Linked DNA regions of Homo sapiens: region 2 is linked to region 1. A link is an interaction called in ENCODE POLR2A ChIA-PET data of the cell type or tissue named here. Cell type or tissue: Panc1. All regions are shown on one strand.

Region 1 (2,500 bases):
GCTGGGATTACAGGCATGTACCACCACGGCCAGCTAATTTTTGTATTTTTAGTAGAGACGGGTTTTCACCATGTTGGTCACGCTGGTCTCAAACTCCTGGCCTCAAGTGATCCACTCACCTCAGCCTCCCAAAGTGCTGGGATTACAGGTGTGAGCCACCATGCCTGACCTGATACTTTCTTTCTTTTTGTTCTTTTTTTTTCTTTATTTTTCTTTTTCTTTCTTTCTTTTCTTTTTTTTTTTTTTTTTTTGAGAGGCTGAAAGTCTTTCCTGAGGAAGAAACTCAGATAAAACAAGCTGGTCTTCCCTGGTTCCAGGTGGTGAAGGCCCACCATTGAAGGGAACATTTTACCACACACCGTCCTTTTTTTTTTTTTTTTTTAATTATGTTGTCCAGTCTGGAAAATAGCTGGGACTATAGAGATGCGCCACTGGGCCCGGCTTACACTATACATCTTTTTTTTAAATGTGGTAAAATATATGTAATGTAACATTTACCATTTAATCAATTTAAAGTAAACAGTTCAGTGGCATTAAGTATTGTATTAGGTTGGCGCAAAAGTAATTGCGGTTTTTGCCATTGAAAGTGATGGCAAAGCTGGGTGTGGTGGCTCATGCCTGTAATCCCAGCACTTTGGGAGGCTGAGGTGAGTGGATCGCCTGAGGTCCGGAGTTCGAGACCAGCCTGGCCAACATAGTGAAACCCCATCTCTACTAAAAATACAAAAAATTAGCTGGGCGTGGTGGCGGGCGCTTGTAATCCCAGCTACTAGGGAGGCTGAGGCAGGAGAATCGCTTGAACCCAGGAGGCAGAGGTTTCAGTGAACCGAAATCATGTCATTGCGCTCCAGCTTGGGCAACAAGAGCGAAACTCCATCTCATCTCAAAAAAAAAAAAAAAAAAGAAAAAAGAAAGTGATGGCAAAAACCGCAACTACTTTTGTGCCAACCTAATACAACAATTACCATCATCCATCTCCAGAATTTTTTTTATCTTCCAAAATTCTATACCCATTAAACAACCCCCATTCCCCCTTTTTCCAACTCCTGGCAACCACCATTCTACTTTTTGTCTCTATTAATTTGACATATTTTTCTTATTTTATTTTGAGACAGGGTCTCACTGTCACGCATGGAGTGTATTGGTGAGCTCATAGTTTCCTCCAGTGTCAACCTCCTGGGCTCAGGTGATCCTCCCATTTCAGCCTCCCAAGTAGCTGGGACTACAAGTGTGCGCCACCAGACTGGCTAATTTTTTTTTTTTTTTGAGACAAAGTCTCACTCTTGTCCCCCAGGCTGGAGTGCGATGGCGTGATCTCGGCTCGTTGCAATTTCCGCCTCCCGGGTTCAAGCGATTCTCCTGCCTCGGCCCCCCTGCCCGAGTAGCTGGGATTACAGGTGCTTGCCACCAGGCCCGGTTAATTTTTGCATTTTTAGTAGAGACGGGGTTTTACCATGTTGGCCAGGCTGGTCTAGAACTCCTGACCTCAGGTGATCCACCCACCTCAGCCTCCCAAAGTGCTTGGATTACAGGCGTGAGCCACCCCGCCCGGCCTAATTTTTTGTTTTTTGTAGAGACCAAGTCTCACTATGTTGCCCTGGCTGGTCTCGAACTGCTGGGCTCAAACGATTCTCCCACCTCGGCCTCATAAAGTGTTGGAATTACAGGTATGAGCCACCGCACCCAGCCCACATGTGGATTTTAAAGCTGTCCAGAATTTTGATATGGCTTGGCATAGACAGACTGCAAGGCAGGCGCTAAGGTCTCCGATAAATGGTCAGGACTTGTTTACTTGACTCAATTAACAGGGTTGATTTGTTTTTCAGAACAGCTTGTGTGTAGAAACCTTGAGTAGAACTTGGAAACATCCCAGTTAGAAGGGTAGATAACACCAGCAAAACCGGCAGCTGCAGGGCCCAGAGCTGCCTTTCTTCCACAGCTAGAATGTAATCTGACCATGCCAGTCCTCTGCCTGAAACCACCCAGGGGCTCCCCATGGCCTGCAGGACTAAGTCCAGCCACCAGCTGGCTGCAAGCTGCCCTGGCTGCCTAGGCCTTTATGCTCCAACAATAAATGCACAGGTCGGGCCAGGTGCGGTGGCTCATGCCTGTAATCTCAGCACTTTGGGAAGTTGAGGTGGGCGGATCACCTGAGGTCAAGAGTTCAAGACCAACCTGGCCAACATGGTGAAACCCCATCTCTACTAAAATACAAAAATTAGCCAGGCGTGGTGGTAGGCACCTGTAATCCCAGCTACTCGGGAGGCTGAGGCAGGAGAATCTCTTGAACCCGGGAGGCGGAGGTTGCAATGAGCTGAGATTGAGCTGCACTGCAGCCTGGGTGACAGAGCAAGACTTGGTCTTAAAAAAAAAAAAAAAAAAAAAAAAAGAAGCAGGATGGAGTCAGTTAAGTCAGATCTCTTTCACTGTAATAATTCTGTCAGTTATAATTTTGGCAAAGGTGGTTTTATTGGCAGGGCAAGTGTCCCCTAACATCTCT
Region 2 (2,500 bases), 120 kb before region 1:
AGTTAGAGACCAGCCCGCACAACAAATCAAAACCCTGTTTCTATGTCTCTACAAAAAAAAAAATTAGCCAGTTGTTGCAGTGCACGCCTTTGGTCCCAGCTAATTGGGAGGCTGAGGCAGGAGGACTGCTTGAGCTTGGGAGTTTGAGGCTGCAGTGAACTGTGATTGCACCACTGCAATCATCCTGGGTGACAGAGTAAGATCTCATCTCAAAAAAAAATAAATAAATAAAATTAAAAATAAAAATAGGCCGGGTGCAGTGACTCATACCTGTAATCCCAGCACTTAGGGAGGCCAAGGCAGGCAGGCAGGAGTTCGAGACCAGCCTGGCCAACATGGTGAAACCCCGTCTCTACCAAAAATACAAAAAAAATTAGCCAGGCATGGTGGTGTGCGCCTGTAGTCCCAGCTACTCGGGAGACTGAGGCACAAGAATTGCTTGAACTCTGGAGGTGGAGGTTGCAGTGAGCCAAGATTGTGCCACTGCACTCCAACCTGGGTGACAGAGCAAGAGTCCATCTCAAAAAACTAAACTAAACTAAAAATAAATAAATAAATATTTACAATAATATGTTAGAGCATTATTACTTATTAGTATTATTTGGCAGGGTTAAGTTCACCTTAGAATAATGGAAGACATTTGCTGAGCGCTTTTTCTGGGCTATGCACTGTGCTGAATGTTTTACAGGTGCAATTTCATCTAATCCTTACCAGTCTCTTAAAGTAAGTGCTACCATTATCACCATTTTACAGAGGCGAGAACTAAGGCTTAGAAATGTATCTTGATCGAGGTCCCGCAGCTCTCCAAGTTCACTGGAATTTAAACCTGGGTCTGTCTGATTCCAAACCCTTTGCTTTTAATCCTTATGATAAACCCTCTCTCAAGCTTTTTCTCAGAACCCGGGAGCAGCTGCAGGAGTAGCCTCAGCTCCATTCTCTTGTGCTGGCCCCAAGCAAGGGGATGGAAGATGACGTCTCCCTCTAAGATTGCTGCCTTTTGTCCAAATGTGCTGGCTGGGAGCCAGGCCTGGAAACTCTCTGCTCATGGAAAGAACAGAAGCCAGCAAAAGAGGGTGGGAAGAGTCTGAGGGGAGGAAAGGAAGAGGAGGACAGGAAGGCAAGAGGGAGAAAGGAGGTGGGAAAGAGGATTCTGCGGGTAGCACAGCTGGAGAGGGAGATGTGCCAGGAAGCAAGCAAACGAACGTGACCTACGGGTGCATTCCATTCAAGTGGGCTGTTCAGTGGTGCAGCGTGAGCCTCCAGCCCTGGGAGGCACAGGCCCCGAGGCTGTCCAGGTGCTCAGAGACCAGGACAGATCACACCGGGTGGTCCTTCCTCCCATTCTCAGGATTACTATCCAGTGAGGTCAGATCAAAACCAACAGCAGGAAAGCCTTCAGAGGGAAAAGAAGCCACAAAATGGCAGCCTGAGGGCTGCCTCTGGAAGTGGAGGATCTGGCCAGGCAGGGCCTCGGTGTCACAGCATGCATGGTGTGCAGGGGACGGAGAAGGGGAAGGGAGGAGACTGGGTGCTTGAATAAAATAAAATCATAACTATTTCCCAAGTTCCTAATCTGGATTGAGGAGTGGAAGGCCCGTACGGTGCCGTCAAGGTGGACCTGTAGGCGTTAGGCACCTGGACCCTGGAGTCAGACACCCTGACGCATTCAGCACCCACGCAGCCTTGGGAAAAGTTAATCCCTCCAGGCCTTAATGTCCACATCTGAGAAGGGGAGGCAATAGTAAGCTTACTGTGAACATTAAACTAAATGACCTGTGTAAAATCTTGCTTAGGGAATAGTAAGTGCTCAATTTGTATCAGCTGTTCATTCATCATTGCAGCTTAATTTGAGGTGTCAAAACATAAATATGTGAAACCTTCAATAAAAAATGTATAAATAACATTTGAAGCCAACCATACAAGACGTAACACAAGGTTATATACATTTTGTTAGAACATCAACTTTTTCTTCTTTTCTTATAAAAGAAGAAAAAGCATTCAGCAGGAGCCCATGGCTAATGTTTTTTGTTTTCGTTTTTTTGTTTGTTTTTGTTTTTTGTTTTTGTTTTTGAGGCGGAGTCTCGCTCTGTCTGGCAGGCTGGAGTGCAATGGCATGATCTCGGCTCACTGCAAACGCTGCCTCCTGCATTCAAGCAATTCTCCTGCCTCAGCATCCACAGAAGCTGAGTTTACAGGCACACGCCACCAGGTCCAGCTAATTTTTTTGTATTTTTAATAGAGACAGGGTTTCACCATGTTGGCCAGGCTAGTCTCAAACTCCTGACCTCAAGTGATCTGCCTGTCTCAGCCTCCCAAAGTGCCGGGATTACAGGCATGAGCCACAGCACCCAGACTGTTCTTTTTTTTTCTTTCTTGAAACGGAGTATCGTTCTGTCGCCCAGGCTGGAATGCAGTGGCGCGATCTCGGCTCACTGCAGCCTCTGTGTCCCGGGCTCAAGTGACTCTCCTGCCTCAGCCTCCTGAGTAGCTTGGATTACAG

What was found. Peaks named below come from ENCODE experiments on the same cell type or tissue, not always from the same donor. Only the 100,000 strongest peaks of a DNase experiment are listed, where the experiment ranks them.
Region 2: POLR2A ChIA-PET joins it to region 1 with 6 read pairs; 8 of 35 experiments call an interaction of 5 or more read pairs at or near these places.

The regions. Positions count from the first base shown.
Region 1 is chr7:140,501,633-140,504,132 of GRCh38, reverse strand. No RefSeq gene overlaps it. Among named protein-coding and RNA genes, the nearest start is that of MKRN1, 23 kb to the right of the region's middle. In Panc1, no CTCF peak of the experiment used is centred here; no DNase peak of the experiment used is centred here.
Region 2 is chr7:140,625,252-140,627,751 of GRCh38, reverse strand. The region is part of intron 1 of DENND2A (DENN domain containing 2A); the gene reads left to right. Among named protein-coding and RNA genes, the nearest start is that of DENND2A, 14 kb to the left of the region's middle. RefSeq lists enhancers at 1-419, 1,010-1,601, 2,192-2,500. In Panc1, no CTCF peak of the experiment used is centred here; a DNase peak (open chromatin) is centred at 1,215; H3K4me3 peaks cover 198 bases; H3K27ac peaks cover 844 bases.